3 separate regions of the Mus musculus genome follow, and regions 1 and 3 are each linked to region 2. Evidence: chromatin loops called from intact Hi-C (ENCODE). Cell type or tissue: heart. All regions are shown on one strand. Links, peaks and the distances in the headings refer to the core of each region. The heading gives the core; the rest is flanking DNA.

Region 1 (5,000 bases), core at 1-5,000, 130 kb before region 2:
CTTGCCATGGTCTGACACAGATATATGCCTCTACCTGAATCCTGCCTACAATCAGACATGACCTCCCACTCCACAGCTGGGGTCCTGCTGTACGCTCTGCCTTTCCATCACCTTCTCTGTCGTCAGTCCCTTCATCTCTCACTCCAGAGCTGTCCTATGGCTTCTTCTTACTAACCGAATGCCCTGGGATGAGTGAAGGAAGATGCACCTGTATTGTCTACTTTCTTATGGCCTCCCTAGTACCTAATGACCACTGTGGGCCCAGCACCTACAGCTGGTCCCACATGACCCCACTGGAGCCCCAGGGTGGCTCCCAAACCTGCCACTCACCTGTCCCCATGCACTTGTCCACCACTCTCATCATCTGACCATCTCATCCGGTCAGCCATCATCCACACAAGCAGGTACCTCCTCTCTTTATCGTTCTCTTCTCAATCACCTATAAGCCCCTGCTATGTGCCTCTGCTGTGTCCCCTATGTACCATTCTAGAGACTCCATCACCCCAAATTTCTAACACCACACTTCTTTAATTTTCTCAACTGCAGGCCACGAGCTCAGGTTTGTTGAGAGTCTAAGGATGAGGAGCCCAATAGCCAAGGCTGGGAACTGGAAGTGGCTCCAGGGCGGGGACCAGGGAAAAACAAGGGGCCAATCTCAGGGCCCAGGCATCCTGTCTACCCAGCCTCCAGCCCTCAACAAAGCTGTCCCTCAGCACTGCCCCCGCCATCCTCCATGAGCTTAACACAATTCTGTCTTGACTCAAGGCCTCGGTTTCCCCGTGTTTAGATAAAACCTTCAGTTTTTGTTTGCTGAGATAGGGTCTTTACATATCCCTGGAATCACTTTGTAGACCAGGCTAACCTTACAAAGGTCACAAAGATCCACTTGTCTCTGCCTCTGCTGGGATTCAAGGCATATGCCACCACACCCAGTCCAAAGCCTCCACTTTTAAAGATTTTGTTATTTTCCATGTATTAGTGTTTTGCCTACATGTATATCTGCACATCACATGTGTGCTTGATTCCTGCTGAGGCAAAAGAGGGTGTTGGATGCCTTGGAACTGGAGTTCGAGATGATTGTAAGCTGCCATGTGGGTGCTGGGAACAATTCCTTTGAAAGAACAGCCAGTGCTTTTAGCCACTGAGCTACCTCTTTATCCCCGAGTTTCAAATTTCATATTCAACCTCTCATTATATCTTTCTAGGAGCGGAGATGTGGCCAGTACATATTACACACTCCTGCCGGATCCAGAACAGACATAACTAATCAACCATGCTTTCCTTCTTATTCATGCTGTTTCTTGGCTTGCCATTCTATGAACTACCATTATAATGTCATGTCTGCCCCTTCTGGTGCCATGAGCCAACAGTAAATCTTTTCTCCCTGAATTTGCCCATGTGAGGTCATTTAATAGAAGCTACAGGAAAGTAACAAATGAACACACTGAGATTCCACCAGTAATTCTGATTTGAGGTCATGATCATGTCACTTCAGGTGGGACAAAGCCACCCTCTAGGTATGGATGAAGTTGTGAGCAGCTGCTCTGTCTTTTGGGATCCTGTTACGATCTGACAAATTAAGTCTGCCTTAGTCACCAGATCTGCCCAAACTTGGTGAGGGGGCTTCTCTGTCTAAGCAGAAGAGCAGGAGGCTGCTGAGGATGCTGTGCTATGGAAAGGGGTATACATCTGCCTGGCTGCGGGTACATTCAGAAAACATTCCAGAAGTGGGGTATTCACAGGCTGGGCCAGACACCTGCCTTTCAAAAACCACTGGGGACTTGGAAGCCGCTGAAAGCTCAGGTAGGTTGGGGCAGGGAAGCAGGAGAGAGGAGTCAAGGTGGCATTCACAGGAGGGTGCAGCTCCGGGAGCCTATGGCCCAGCTTATCAGTTGTTGGTTCCAGGGACCATAAGGCGGGTAACGGAGGTCATTAAGCTTTTCCATCCCAGGGCTGCGCAGCAGGCAGGCACGATGGTGGGAGAAGGTGTCAAAGGAGAACTTGCCATGGTACCTGCCCATCCCGCTGTTGCCTGCAAGGACACACAGAGAGAGTGTGAGGGCAGCACCTGGGCAGCCCCGCTCGCCAGCCTGGGAAGCTCAAAGCTTGCAAGGGAGCTCAGAGAAACGCAGGGCAATCAAAGAACGATTTATACATAGGGAACCTGAGGCCATAAGAGACCCAGAGCCTGGATCCAAGTGGAGTAGCAAAGAACTTTCTGGGATGGAAAGAGGGGGCAGGAACTCACCAACTCCCCCCAAAGGCAGAGCTGGTAGGGTCAGGTAGAGGAAGCCATCGTTGCCTCCAAAGCCACCGCTGCTGGTGCGTTCCAACATCTGATTCACCACCTGAAAGAGATGGAAGTGAGCAAAGGTTGGTGGGTGAGTTCTGACAGTCCACCGGGGAATAGAGAGTCCTCCCTTCTGCACTGCCTCCCCCAGCTCCTCCTTACACTGAGCAGTGCCTTATTTTAAGCACTCACTAGGGGGCGCACTTTACAAGGCCTATTATTAAAAGCATGAGAAGGTTATAACTGAAAGAGCTTGGATCCCCACTGCAGCGAGGCAAGCACTGCCTGTGAGGTCCTCTATGGTGTTGTCCTTCAATCTCATAGGAGCTTGGCTTATGAGGAATTTTGCACAGCTTAGAAGGGGGAGGGGCCTCCCTAGAACGCCTCTTACTGCCAGCAGAGGACACCTGGCACCTGTGGCCCTGCCTGTGCCTGTCTTCATGTGTCTTTGTGCAGTATTCAATGGAACCAGGCTATCTGCTAAATTTTGCAGCATTAGTCTAATGCCCTAAGCAGTGGATGTGACCAGTCTGTCCCCTTTTCACCCACTCTGTGGCCCAGCCCCAAGAGGCCCCACCTGGTTGTTGTTGGAGAAGGCATACAGCGCCAGAGGCTTCTCCCGCCGGTTGATGAACTCAATGGCTTCATCCAGGCTTCTCACAGTCACCAGGGGCAGGATGGGCCCAAAGATCTCCTCCTGCATCACGGGCTCTGTCTCCTGCACGTCTACCAGCACTGTGGGGGCTGAGGACAAAGGGAGATACAGCCTTGCTTGTTGTCATGGTGAGGATGGGAACGAAGTTCCAGACTGGGCACACTCAGGATCTGAACCTCAGGATTCCAGGGTCTGAGTGTCCAGGGACCTGACCTCCTGGGACAATGGAAAACAAATGGAAATCTGAGCCCAGACACCTGGGGTCCCAGCTCAGTGAGTCTAAAGCTGTGGGACCTAGGGTTGTAATTGAGGAGTCACAGGCTTAGGTGCAGTTATAGCACAAAAATAGGTTAACTTAAGGATGCAAGGAGTCATGCTGAGGCTGACAACCAGGGTCCAACACGGCCCTCTTCAGTATGAAGGGTCTCAGCCCAGGTGGGCTGTGTGCCAGGGACAGGGACAGGGACAGGAGACTCACCAATGTAGCGCTCTCCCTCATCACTCTGGCCACCGATGGCCACACGGCCACAGCCCAGCAATCCCTGGAGCCTCTTGAAATGCTTCTGGTTGATGATTCTGCCCAGGTTGGGGGAGGTCTGTGGGTTATCTCCATAGAAACGCGTGATGGAATTCTGCAGGGCAGGCACCAACCGCTCCTGCATCTCCTGGCTACACAGGATATAATCGGGGGCCACACAGGTCTGGCCGGCATTGAAATAGCGGAACCAGGCCACACGGTTGGCCACTGTCTGGGGGTCGCAGTTGTCATCCACATAGCAGGGGTTCTTACCCCCCAGCTCCAGGGTGATGGGTGTCAGGTGTTTGGCAGCAGCAGTCATGACGATCTTGCCTACCCGAGGACTTCCTGAGAACATGGTCAAGAGGCACCTGGTCAACTAGCATTACCTTTGGCCTCCCCTGGCCACAGAGACCTTTCTCAACCCAAGTTCTGGGCTGTTCCACCTACCTCCTAGAGTCTGCCTCCATCCTGACCACCCAGAAGCCAATCTCCAAGATTCTCAGAGGGCCTGGAGAGCCACCCTCAGGGACACCTCCACCTCCTGATTCATCCCCTCCCCGGCCTATGGCCTTACCCACAATGCTTTTGCACCATATTATCTGCTGTCCCCCTACCCCAGGTCCTGGACAGGGCTCTCCTTACCTGTGAAGAAGATATAGTCAAATTTGTGTTCCAGCAGCTGCCTGGTCTCCTCGGGTCCTCCCAACATCACAGCAAAGCAGCTCTACAAGGCAGGAAGACAGCTCAGGAGGCAGACTCAGGGCAGGAGAACCTCCCCACTGGCCAGCACAGGGGTGTGGGTGTGCCAGCTGCTTGACAGGCAAAGCCATGCTCACCTGGTCCAGATACTGGGGCAGCAGCTCTGCCAGCACCTTCTCTGTGTTCTTGCTAATTTCTGATGGCTTCAGCACCACACAGTTTCCTGCCAGGAGCCAGTGGGGAAGTAGTGAGGGGAGGCTGGTGCTTGCACACTTCTTGGACCTCTGGAAGCCTTCTTTGGGAAGACTCATCAGACTAGGAGGGCTCAGAACCCCACTCACCTGCAGCAATGGCCCCCACTAAAGGTATGATCATCAAGTTCACAGGATAATTCCAGGGTGCAATGATAAGCACCAGGCCAAAGGGCTCTTTCCGGATGAAGGCTGAGCTCAGCTTGGTGAGCTAGGATGCAGAACCATAGTCAGGTGTCAGATGAGTAAGAGCCCGTCTAACACACACACACACACACACACACACACACACACACACACACACACACACCAGTGCCTGGGTGATGGAGTCTCCACATGAGAAGACTGGCTTACTTTGGACTCAAGGGCAGGAATGGGCCTGGGGCAGGCTGCCCCGTGCCCTGCCACCCCACTTTTGCCTTCACTCACCATCCCTCAGCCAACAGGACTCACCAAGTTGGTGGACACAGGCTCGTCCTTCATCCAGGTCTGCAGGTTCTTGAGGGCCAGGTCCACCTCATTCTCGCACAGGATGATCTCACTCATGTCTGACTCGAAGCCTGACTGTGGGGTAAGGAAGTCAGG
Region 2 (7,451 bases), core at 1-5,000:
CTCATTGGTTCAAGGCCAGGCTCCAATACCTAAGGATGTTCATGATCACTCTGCCCACAGGAGATTCTTTTTTTTTTTTTTTTTTGGTTTTTCGAGACAGGGTTTCTCTGTATAGCCCTGGCTGTCCTGGAGCTCACTTTGTAGACCAGGCTGGCCTTGAACTCAGAAATTCGCCTGCCTCTGCCTCCCAAGTGCTGGATTAAAGGTGTGCGCCACCATGCCCGGCTTGAGATTGAGGAGGAGGAATTCATTTTACTTCACAATGATTTGTGGAGCCACACCTCCAGACGCTGGCCAGTAACACGGGTACACGACACGAGCCTCAGAAAGACAGGAGTGATTGCTACCTTCCAATAACACACATCAATTTCCTTCTACCTCTTTTGGAGACAGTGTCTTGCTATGTAGCTCTGGCTGGTCTGAAACTTACTATGTAGGCCAAACTGGCCTCAATAATAAAGAGATCCGCCTGCTTCTGCTCACTGAGTGCCAAAGGTGAATTTCTGGAGCGGGAGGGGGTTGTGATCAAACTACAGACTAGAAGTACTACAAGGAAAAGTTCCCCGGGGATTTTTCCTCCCTCTTTTTCTTTTTCTTTTCTTTTTTTTTTTTTTTTTTTTTTTGTTTGTTTGTTTTTTCGAGACAGGGTTTCTCTGTGTAGCCCTGGCTGTCCTGGAACTCACTCTGTAGACCAGGCTGGCCTTGAACTCAGAAATCCGCCTGCCTCTGCCTGCGGAGTGCTGGGATTAAAGGCTTGCGCCACCACGCCCGGCTCCTCCCTCTTTTTCTAAAGCCCAGCCACAACATCCCTTTTTCTTTTCTTTCTTTTCTTTTCTTTCCTTTTTTTTTTTTTTTTTTTTTCGTTTTTCGAGACAGGGTTTCTCTCTGTAGAGCTGGCTGTTTTGGAACTCACTTTGTAGACCAGGCTGGCCTCGAACTCAGAAATCCGCCTGCTTCTGCTTCCCGAGTGCTGGGAACAACATCCCTTTTTTCATTCAAGGCCCTCGCAGAGAAACGGCTTCCTAGACACATCTATTTTGAGCTTTGGTACAGAATGTGCTTGTATAACTACATAGTATTGTTCTTCCGCAAGGGACGGCAACCCAGCACACATTTTCTCAAAGCTCGCCCGCAGGCGGCCTTCCGCGCTGCGGGGTTTGTGCTCCGGACACCGGCGCGGCGATCACCTCTACCCAAGCCGCCGCCCCGCCCCGCCCTCCAGCCTCACCCCCCACCGCCCCCACCACCACCGCGCGGTGCCGCAGCCACTGACCTGATGACACTGATGTGGAACTGGTCCTCGCGAAGGCCTCGCCAGGCTCCGGGCAGGAATTCCTTACACCACAGGTAGGCCCTGCGCCTGGTCCGGGGCTCGGGTTGTTCGTCCGCTAGCGGCGGTGATGGCGGCGGGGGCAGCGGCAGGGGCGGCGGCGGCGGCGGCGGCAGCGCGAGAGGTTGGGTTCGGCCACCAAGCTGCTTGGACTCCAGCTCGCCTGCGGCGTCCCGCTGCTGCCCTACGCCGGGCGTCGGGGCAGCGTTGCCACCGCAGCTCAGCAGCAGCCCGAGAGGCGACGGCTCGGCCTCGCCCCCGGTGCAGAACTTGGTTTTCATGCTGGACAAGCGGCCGAGAAGGCGCGGGCGGCCACAGCACGAGAGGGCCACACTCAGGGTCCGGCTGGATGCCCGCCTCTGGGGGCCGGCGCGGGGAATGGCTCGCCGGCTTCACTGACCGGCCGGGCGGCGGTTGTGGGAGCGCGCGGGGAGGCGACGTCGGCGACGGCGGGGAGAGGCAGCAATGGACGTCAGGCAGCAGTAACGAGAGACGAGCGCGGGAGGCTGACGGCAGGCGACTGCTATAGGGGGCCGCGGCGCTCGCTCCTTTACAGCGCTGCACGCGGAGAGCCCAGCGTCACCGCCCGCCCCCGCGCTCGCCGCTGATTGGACGCTTTGGCGCATCACAACCGCCGCCACCCTCGCCACGCCGCTTTCCCATTGGCTGCGGCACAGCCCCTCCTAGGCTCAGGCGGTGAGTCCACGATGAGGGAGGGGTCGGCGCACCGGGGGCGGGGCCTTGTCTAGGGGTCGCGAGGGTCCTGTAAAGGCTATCTCAATTGCCTGCACTCACAAGGTGGCGCCTTTGCGGACTCGAGCCTCTTAGGGCAGGAGAGGCGAGGCTTCTGCAGCTTTGGCAGACCCTAGAGTGGATGTTGAAAGGGAAACTTTCCTTAGACGCCCCCAGGTCTGAAAGTGATGATTTGAAAGGCCCCGGGGACTTTGCAGGAAAATGGTGTCTGGAGGCTGGCTGCTCTTTCCGCGTGACCTTAGGGCAAGGCAGCTCCCAAAGGAGCTCTGTGGGTGTGTTTTTACAACATTTCCGAGGCCCTGTTCGAGATGCTTCCATGCCCAATACAACTCCTGGCCGGAGGCGTTATCCATCTGCAGGTCTAATATCAAAAAGAGATTGGGTCAAGGCCACACACCCACTTGCCAGCTGGCTGCGCTCTCCGCTCAGAGAGAAGCCTCCCCCTCTACGTGCCTGCAGCCTCAGTTTCCCTGTCCGTGGTGCTGAGGATGTCAGCTAGATTCTCAGGACATCTTCCTAACAGACTGGCCTCAACGGCCTCCAGAATTGCCGGCCAAAGGTGCTTGGTTCGCGATTCCTGGCTTTGTGGATGCTGTCATCTGCCCCCCCCCTCTTCCGGGCTGTCCAGTCGCGTGACCATGACTAATGTACCTTTGCCCTAGGGCATGGAAGGGGGCCAAGGCCCCTATGCTGTATGCCCACACATTGCCTCATTCTTTGGTCTCATCATTCAGTCCTTCCAGGAAGTAATTGAGGCTACAAAGAATATAAAACTACAGGTCTGTGTTGTGGGGTATAGCTAGAAAGAGAGATTTCTTTCTAGCTATACCCCAGCATGCAGAAAATGGCTTCTTTGTGGGTTTTCACAGTCTGCTGGAAGCCAAAAACTCTTCAAAAAGAGTAGGTAGGTACTTATCTGGACTTACTCCCCCAAAAGTGATCTTACTGAACAAAAGAGTGCAAATAATCTGTGCATAATGGCACATGCTTTTAATCCCAGCACTTGAGAGGCACAGAGGCAGAGGCCAGATCTCTATGGGCTGAAGACCAGCCTAGTCTACACAGTAAGTTTCAGGACAGCCCAAGTTCCATAGTGAGACTGTCTGGGGAGTGGGGGGGGGGGGGCGGGGGAAGGAGTGCAAATGAAAAGAGACTTTGGACGATCCCGTGGAGCTAGGCCTGGAGTTGAACTCCAGACAAGTAGGGGAAAAAAAAAAAAAAAAAAAGAGGCCTGGCCTAGGAATACCACTGGTTGCTAGAACAGTAAGAAATCAACGTCTCCATTCAGGAAGGCATTTAGATAAGGGAACGGAGGACTTTGAAAACACCAGCCCACGTGGAGGTGGGGCTGTGTCACTGGCCTTCACAGGGGACTGGCCCTTTGTCCTCATACTAGTCCCCATAATCTCAGAGGAATGTTGGAAAGCTGGCTGAGGGGGAAGCTGCTCCAGAAGTGAGAGGAGAGCTCTATAATTTGCAGTTAACTTTTTCTCTGACCTCTTCTGGTTTAGACTATGAGAACCCACAAGGCGCCTTGCTGGGAGCACAGCTTCCAGTGGCAGTAAAAGGTCACCCCAGTGAAAGGCTTGGAAAGGACATGAACATATATGACCCACATAGAAATTCTAGCCAGAGTAAAACTCTGCCTGGAATACACACACACACACACACACACACACACACACACGGGGGAGGGGGGGCAACCTTAATGGCATATATGAAATTGCCTTAATGAATCTGTCACTTTGATACTAGCTTTAAGCAAAGAAGGAGTGCACTTTAGTACACTCCTTTAATCCCAGTACTCAAAGAGCAGTGGAAAGTGAATCTCTGAGTTTAAGGCCTGACTGGTCTACAGAGCAAGTTCCAGGATGATAGTGCTACACAGAGAAAACCCTGTCTCAAAAAACAAAAACAAAACAAAACAAAACAAAAAAGCCAGGTGTAGTGGCATGTGCTTACTATCCTACAGTTGGGGAGGCAGAGTCAGGCACATTCCTGGGCTTACCTGCAGCCAACCTAGCCAATCTGGCAAGTTCCAGGGTAGGAAGAGACCCTGTCTCAAAGAACAAGATAGACAACACTTGAAGACTATCACCTGAGGATGCTTGCTGGTCTCTCTACACATATGGACCCATATGAGGACACACCCACATGTGCACATGCACCCAGCCCCACCCCCATCCCTGCACACACAAACACAGAGCAGAACTCACCCAAGACCACACAGCTAGGAAATGATAGCCTGGATCTAAACGTAGGTAATGTGGCTATGGGGTTGATTCAGGGCCACTTGAAGCAGTTTCTACCCTCTGTCATTCCAAGCTTTCCACAAGAAGCGCTGAGGGGCTGATTTGTCCAACTCCTCTCTGTATGTCCTGTCATATGTGTGGCCAGAGCAAGACTCAGTGCCCTTGAGTCAGGCGCCCAGGTTTAGTCCAATCAACTAGAACCATGTGGCCGGAACCAGCTTTACTCACCTGAACAGCAAGAGCTGGCTATAGGATATGTACCTGTTACCAGCATCTATGGCAATTCTGAAGTTAGGTGGCGCTCCTATGATGGGCCTGTGCCACTCACAGGTCCCTACTTTGAAGAAGGTCAGGGTGAATCAAGTTCTTCACTCTTGTCACAAGCTTGCCCTAAAGGCACTGCCTTCCCTTCTAACGTCTGCATATCACAGCAAGCAAGAGGTACAGCCTTGGAGCCTGGCAGCCTGGGTACAAACCTTGCCCATTTTACTTCCTTGGCATCTGCCTTCAAGCAGACTACTTACTGTTGCCCAAGCCTGTCCCTGTCTGTCAAATGACTATAATCATGGTGGGGATAAAGGGTTGCAATAATTTTCCTTGTTAAATGAGCAAGTCATTTGAGAAGAGGAAACTTTAATAAAATGCCTTTATAAAACTGGCCTGTAGGCATATCTTGAGCATTTTCTTGATTAATGAGTGACATGGTAGAGTTCAGCCAGCTCTAGGCAGTGCCACCCCTGGGCAGGTGTTCCTGGGTTGTACATAAAGCACACTGAGCAAGCCATGGGAGCAAGCCAGTAACCAGCACTTCTCCATGGTCTCTGATTTAGTTTCTGCCCTGAGTTCTGTCCTGGCTTTCTCAGTGATAGAGACCTGAGAGTTGTAAGATGAAAAACCCCTTTCCTCTCCAAGTTGCTTGTGGTCACAGTGTTTATTGCTGTAATAAACACCCTAATGCAGCCAGCCGGGCGGTGGTGGCGCACGCAGACCAGCCTAGTCTGCAGAGTGAGTTCCAGAATAGCCAAGGTTACATAGAGAGGCTTTGTCTCAAAAAAAAACAAAAACAGCCAGGCGTGGTGGTGCACGCCTTTAATCCCAGCACTCGGGAGGCAGAGGCAAGTGGATTTCTGAGTTCCAGGCCAGCCTGGTCTACAAAGTGAGCTCCAGGACAGCCAGGGCTATACAGAGAAACCCTGTCTCGAAAAAACAAAAAACAAAAACAAACAAACAAACAAACAAAACCAAATGAACAAACAAAAATAAATAAAAATAAAAAAACAGTTTCCAGAAGCCAGGAATAGTACCACACAGCTGTAATCCCCAGCACTAGGAAGGTGGAGGCAGAAGGATCAGGAATTCAAGGCCATCGTGCTAATACCAAGTATGAGGTCATCCTGGACTACGTAAGGCCCCATTTCAACAACACAAAGACAGGAATGAACAAGGTAGCTGGGCAGCCAGCAAAGGCGCATGCCTCTCAGCCTAAAAGCTGGAGTTCCACCCGAGAACATGCATGGTGGAAGGAGAGAATCAGCTCCCTCAGTCTGTCTGTCCCCTGATCCACGTATGCACACTATAGCACTCACAGGCCTCTGCAACAATAAACAAGGATGTGAATAAACAAACAAACATTTTTTAGGGTTAAAAAGGAGAAGTTCTCAGAAGCAAAATTTCCCATGCATAAAATATCCCATTGCCACATCTATTATTGACAAAAAGTGGAAAGAACCTAAGTGCCCAGCACCTGCAGGAAGTAGACCATTTAAGGGCTCTAAGCTGGGTGAAAGTCACTCTCTAGGTACAAGGAAAGGTCCATTTTCCATGTGTCTCTGGAGCTTCTGTGCGCCTACCATAGGGCTTGGCAGCATAGGGACAGGAAGCAGATCTTCTTGCTCTCATCTTAGATGGGCAAAGTGCCCACCCGACCCTCTTTCCTCACCCCTGGTTGTCGTGTATTTTCTTGTCCTCCCACCAGACTGGAGCCACTGAGAAAGCAAAGGAGCCCTAAAGTTTTTCCTAATGCCCGGTGGTGCAGAGCACTGAACAGAGAGACACCTGCTAGCTCCTGGTGCACAGGAAACACGTGTACTGTTGCCTGCAACATGCAGCTTGTGCAGCCTCTCTCTAAGGCCAGTGTTCCGAGATGAATAATGAATACAGTTGTAGCATCCCCTGGCCAAGGCAGACAATGTTGTGTAAGAAGAGAAGTAGACAGTATGCAGTGCAGTGTGTCATCTGCTTACCAAAGTGTCAGGGCCTGCGCACAAGTGACCAGGGCTTGGCAGAAGCTTTGCTACACAGGCTCTGGCTCTGGGACGAGGTTAGTCAAGCTACACAGCCTTTTCTTTTGGAACAAACAGACCAAAGAAGTGTTTTCAGAGTTGTGATGGTGCTGAGTTATGAAGACTCTGCATTAAGTGCTTGATGGGCCTTGGGAGACAGGGAGGGGAACTGAGTCTGTGCCATGTCTCACAGCTCTGTGGCTGCTACTTCTGGCCAAACTACGAGCCAGACAGGTGTTCCCACTGTCTTCAGGAAGACCGGGACTGTAGAATACACAGTCCACCTAAACAAGGGCTTTTCCTCTACCAGCAGTGGGATTTCTGGGGGATGGGAATATGTCTCAGAGTTAAGAGTGTTTGCCCAGTCTAGCAGTCATAGGCCTTGTGGTTGTAGCACAGAGAATCATCCTGCCCCACCCTGAGCGCCAACACAACAATATAAACAAACAAACAAACAAACAAACAAATAAATAAATAAATAAAGGTGGAGACTGAGCTGAGGTAATGGCCCAGTCAGCAAAGTGCTTGCTACTTGTGGTGAGAACTTGAGCCCAGATCCATAGCACCCATTTAAAAGATTAGGTCCAAGGCATGCCAGTAGACAGTTCCAGCCAGTGCTACAGAGATGGAGAAGACTGGAAGATGCCTGGAGCTAGCCTAGGTGAGTGGATAAGCTTCCAGGTTCAGAGGCAGACCATATCTCATAAAACAAACAAACAAACAAACAAACAAAGTAGAAATTGGCTGAGAATGACAGCTTATGTTCAACACACACACACACACACACACACACACAAAGTAAAAAGGAAAACAGGAAAGGGCTCTGTGAATCTG
Region 3 (5,000 bases), core at 1-5,000, 88 kb before region 2:
TACAACTACAACTACAGGCTAGCCAGCTTCACAGGGGAAACCAAGGCCCAGCAGAGTAAAAGGTTTGCCTAAAGAACCTTAGCTAAAGTTGGCAAAGAAGTAAATATTCGGCCAGTTCTCCAGCCTCTGCTTCACTGCCACCAGGCTTACCTGGTGATATAGTTGCCCATGGAGGCCCACAGAGGCACAATGGCCATGCCCAGAGCCACAGCAGAGGGCACCAGCGTGTAGTAGCGTTCCCAGTAGTTGGTAGAGACAAAGAGGGCATAGATGCCCACAGCCAAGAACATCATCCACTTGGTACCAAAAAACCTGTTCAGAGGGAGGGACATTAGTACCACAGGTCTAGGGATTTTTGTGGCCTGAAACCATGAGGGCCTTGGGTCCCAGTTCCTAAGGCCGTGGGAGGTCAGGGGAAGCCTTAACCTGAGAGTCAAGGGTTGAAAGATACAATCTCAGAGACACTGACTGGCAGGGTGGCCTGTGCTCATAGCTGAGATAGTGGCACAGGCCGTGCCGCAGGCTTCTCACAGTCACTGTTAGAATATAAGACAAGAGGGCAGGCCCGGAAAGATCACTCACTCAGTGACATGCTTGCTGAACACACAATCTCCTGTGTTCCGTCCCCAACCAGTGTGCCCCAAGTCAGGTGCACTGCCTGCATTTGTAATCCCAGCACTGGGGAAATGCTGATAGGCAGATACTGGGGTTCACTAGTCGGCCAGCCTAGCCTAAGGAACAACAAGCCCTGAGTTGCAGTGAGGGGCCCCTCCTCAAAGAAACAAAATAAGATGGACCTCTGGCCTCCACATATACCAACACACACACACACACACACACACACAGAGAGAGAGAGAGAGAGAGAGAGAGTGTAATTTTAAAAATAAGTAAGGTGGGGGTTGGAGAAATGGCTCAGTGGTTAAGAATACTAGAGCTACTAGAGCTCTGGCTGTTCTTCCAAAGGACTCAGTTCTGATTCCCAGCACCCACATGATGGCTCACAACTGGATGTAACTGCCTTTTCAAGGGATCAAACACCTCTTCTGGCCTCCAGAGACACCAAGCATACACATGTATAGGCAGACAAAACACTCATACACATAAAAGTAAAGATAAGATAAAAAAATAAATCTTTACCAAAATAATGTTGGAAGATCAAGAAAGACACTTGGCGCTGACTTCTGGCCTCCACATGTCTGCACAGGCATGCACACACATACACACGTTTATCATACTCCAACATTTTGTTAATCCTTTTTTATTTTCTACTTTAAGACAGAGTCTTATTCTATAGCCTTAGCTGGCCTGGAGCTTGGTGTGTAGACCAGACTGAACTCCTAGTTATCCACCTGCCTTATTTTTCATTGCTGGGATAATTACGGCTAGCACACCTGGCTGAGTATTTTATAATCCTTAAGAAAAGACAAGAGCCAGGCATGGTGGCGCACGCCTTTAGTGCCAGCACTCGGGAGACAGAGGCAGGCAGATTTCTGAGTTCGAGGCCAGCCTGGTCTACAGAGCGAGTTCCAGGACAGCCAGGGCTACACATACAGAGAAACCCTGTCTCGAAAAACCAAAAACAAGGAAGAAAGAAAGAAAGAAGAAAAGACAAGGCCCTAAAGCTCAAAGCTCACATCCCACCCCACACAGTGACAGTGGGAGACTTCAACAGCCCACTCTCAGCAAGGGACAGATGACAACAGCCCACTCTCAGCAAGGGACAGATGACAACAGCCCACTCTCAGCAAGGGACAGATGACGGAAACATAAACTAAACAGAGACACAGTGAAACCAACACAAGATATGAGCCAAATGCATCTAACAGATATTTATAGAAGATTTCACCCTAAAGCAAAAGAATATGCCATCTTCTTAGCACTTCAGGGTACCTTCTCCAAAACTGACCATATAACTGGTCACAAAACAGGCCTCAACAGACACAAGAAGACTGCTATAATCCCATGCTCCCTATCAGCTCAGCACGGACTAAGGCTGGTCTTAAATACAAACAAAAACAACGGAAAGCACACACACACATGGAAGCTGAACAACGCTCTACTCAATGATAACTTGGTCAAGGAAGAAATAAAGAAAGAAATTAAAGGCTTTTTTTTTTAGAATTTAATGAAAATTAAGACAGATTATACCAAAACTTATGGGACACAATAAAAGCAATGGTAAGAGAAAAACTCATAGCTCTAAGTGCCTCCAAAAAGAAACTGAAGAGAGCATACACTAACAACTTGACAGCACACCTGAAAGCTCTAGAACAAAAAGAAGTAAATATGCCCAAGAGGAGTAGATGGCAGGACATAATCAAACTCAGGGCTAAAATCAACCAAATAGAAACAAAAAGAACTATACAAAGAATCAACAAAACTAGGAGCTGGTTCTTTGAGAAAATCAACAAGATAGATAAACCTTTAGCCAGACTAACCAGAGGGCACAGAGACAGTATCCAAATTAATAAAATCAGAAATGAAAAGGGAGACATATAAAATATATCTTAAAATAATTATTCTATTTGTTGAATATTAACAGTTGAAGATATTAAAATCGTGTTCTACAAACATAGAAATATTGATAAGTTTTCTCACTGTGCTTGAAATTAGTAATTTCTTAATATCTAACTTCAAAGAGTTTTTGCTATTTTGAAATTTTAAAAATATATTTACTGATAAAATAATTTCTCTCCTAGAAACACTGATAATCTTTTTCTAAGCAAACTGATTGTTAGGCAATATACACAGATATATAATGCATTTTAAATACTCTCTCACTATCTCAGGTGGTATCATATAAGGGCTTTTGAATATATTTCCTTTTTTTTAAGGATTTATTCATTATTGGTGTAAATACACTGTAGCTGTCTTCAGACACACCAGAAGAGGGCGTCAAATCTCATTACAGATGGTTATGAGCCACCATGCGGTTGCTGGAATTTGAACTCAGGACTTTTGGAAGTGTAGTCAGTGCTCTTAACTGCTGAGCCATCTCTCCAGCCCCTAAATATATTTCTTTTTCTTTCTTTCTTTCTTTCTTTCTTTCTTTCTTTCTTTCTTTCTTTCTTTCTTTCTTTCTCTCTCTCTCTCTCTCTCTCTTTCCTTTTCTTTTCTTTCTCTCTCTCTCTCTCTCTCTCTCTCTCTCTTTTTTTTTTCTGAGACAGGGCTTTTCTGTGTAGCCCTGACTGTCCTGGAACTCACTCTGTAAACCAGGCTGGCCTCAAACTCAGAAATCTGCCTCCCTCTGCCTCCCAAGTGCTGGGATTAAAGGCATGAGACATCACTGCCTGGTGAATATATTTCTTAATAATTCATTTTTAATATTCTATGTTCTTTTACTATGCTTAACGGTCAAAGAATATTTTGTATGTTTTGAAACAATTTAGTATTCAACATTATAGTATCCTCAGTTATGGATAGTGTTAAATATTCATTAATGATATTTTTAGGGTATAAAAGGATATGAATATAAAAGTTGAACAAATTTTTATGTATTATTTGATTCTCAAAATACTCAATATTATTAATATAACATTATTAATAATATTATTAATTGATTATAAAATGCATTTAAATAATAAAAAATTAAGAAAAAAAGAAAAATTAAAAAAAACAACAAAAAAAGAATAGTCCAGCCTGGATTCAGTCCCCAGTACCACATAGACTTGGGCATAGAGTTACATGCCTGTGTCACAGCACTGGGGAACTTAAGTCAAGAAAAGGAAAAGTTCAAGGTCTCATGTCCCAAGCCAGTCATGTGTGTGTTTGATGCCCCTGGAAACCAGAGGAGGTGTTGGATTCCTTGAAACTGGAATTACAGCTGGTTATGACCCACCATGTAGGTGCTGGGAATTTAAATTGGGTCCTTCAAGGCCATTCTGGGACATAGGAGATCCTGTCTGTCAGTAAATAAAGTCAATACATGACCCACACAGGGTTAGTGCCACAACCCAGCGGTAAAGCGCTTGCCAAGAGTGCATAGTATCCTAGGTCCACTCACCGACACTTAAGGAGGAAAAAGTTAAAAACAAACAAACAACAAACAAACAAGAACAAAAAACAAGGAAACTAAACCAGGCATGCACAGCTAGTAGGTGTGCAGGATACAGGACCCTTTGAGAAAGGGTCACGGTGACTGACTTTCAGCTAAATCCTTTTTTTGTTTTGTTTTGTTTTGTTTTGTTTTGTTTTGTTTTGTTTTTTCGAGACAGGGTTTCTCTGTGTAGCCCTGGCTGTCCTGGAACTCACTCTGTAGACCAGGCTGGCCTCAAACTCAGAAATCCGCCTGCCTCTGCCTCCCAAGTGCTGGGATTAAAGGTGTGCGCCACTACCACCACCCGGCAACTTTCAGCTAAATCTTAAACCTACAGGCTACGCCCTTCAACTCTGTGAGGAAAGATTGCTTCATGTCTAAAGTAAGAGCAGCTACCCTGGCTGTGTGATGGAACAAAATAAGACTTTACTCTGCATTAGAGGTGATACATTTTAAGAGGTATAAAGCCAGCCAGCGTGATAACACAGCCGGTAGTCCCAGCACCCAGGAGGCTGAACTAGAAGAATCCTGAGAGTCAGCTGAGGCTCCTGGGTGAGAGCCTGTGTGCAGGTTAGTTGATGGTCAACTTGACACACAAACTGGAGTCACTTGGGAAGAATGAATCTCTGCTGAGTCAATGCCCCCAACAGATTAGCCTGTAAGGAAGCAAGCCTATGATGAATTTTCTAGATTGCTTCTGGATGGGGGGCGGGGGGACCACTTAGGTGGTGCCACCTCTGGGGTGGTAGACCTGGGTTCTATACGAAAGCAGGCTGAGCAAGCCAGTAAGCAGCATTCCTCCATGGCTTCTGCATCCACTCCTGCCTCCAAGTTCCTACCTGGTTGAGTTCCTGCCCTGACTTCCCTGGATGATGGACTATCATGTGAAATAAACCCTTCCTCCCCAATCTACCCATTTCAGGAGTCTCATCAGGCTGGGGAACATTTCTGCAATGGCCTGGAG

The links. Hi-C counts contacts between places; a loop is a spot of excess contacts. Peaks named below come from ENCODE experiments on the same cell type or tissue, not always from the same donor. Only the 100,000 strongest peaks of a DNase experiment are listed, where the experiment ranks them.
Region 1: a loop joins it to region 2, with 2.5 times the contacts of the local background. A loop is called at or near these places in 2 of 42 quality-filtered maps.
Region 3: a loop joins it to region 2, with 2.0 times the contacts of the local background. A loop is called at or near these places in 2 of 42 quality-filtered maps.

The regions. Positions count from the first base shown.
Region 1 is chr19:3,978,040-3,983,039 of GRCm38, reverse strand. Aldh3b2 (aldehyde dehydrogenase 3 family, member B2) reads right to left here. Exons shown (of 10, transcript NM_001177438.1): 3 at 4,869-4,979; 4 at 4,506-4,626; 5 at 4,302-4,387; 6 at 4,108-4,189; 7 at 3,424-3,810; 8 at 2,868-3,034; 9 at 2,249-2,348; 10 at 1,375-2,032. The coding sequence ends at 1,848. Gm52386 (a long non-coding RNA gene) reads left to right here. Exons shown (of 3, transcript XR_003952881.1): 3 at 1,206-1,386. Among named protein-coding and RNA genes, the nearest start is that of Gm52386, 5.2 kb to the left of the region's middle. In heart, for the core only: a CTCF peak has its summit at 2,481 (motif pointing right); a DNase peak (open chromatin) is centred at 2,489; H3K27me3 peaks cover 393 bases.
Region 2 is chr19:3,846,236-3,853,686 of GRCm38, reverse strand. It overlaps Chka (choline kinase alpha), which reads right to left and starts at 1,914. Exons shown (of 12, transcript NM_001271496.1): 1 at 1,274-1,914. The coding sequence starts at 1,611. Gm51271 (predicted gene, 51271) reads left to right here and starts at 2,871; the gene lies at 2,871-2,920. In heart, for the core only: CTCF peaks have their summits at 1,125 and 2,092; DNase peaks (open chromatin) are centred at 1,296 and 1,956; H3K4me3 peaks cover 2,938 bases; H3K27ac peaks cover 1,804 bases.
Region 3 is chr19:3,936,832-3,941,831 of GRCm38, reverse strand. It overlaps Unc93b1 (unc-93 homolog B1, TLR signaling regulator), which reads right to left. Exons shown (of 11, transcript NM_019449.2): 4 at 151-312. Among named protein-coding and RNA genes, the nearest start is that of Unc93b1, 4.1 kb to the right of the region's middle. In heart, for the core only: a CTCF peak has its summit at 2,886 (motif pointing right); no DNase peak of the experiment used is centred there; H3K27me3 peaks cover 471 bases.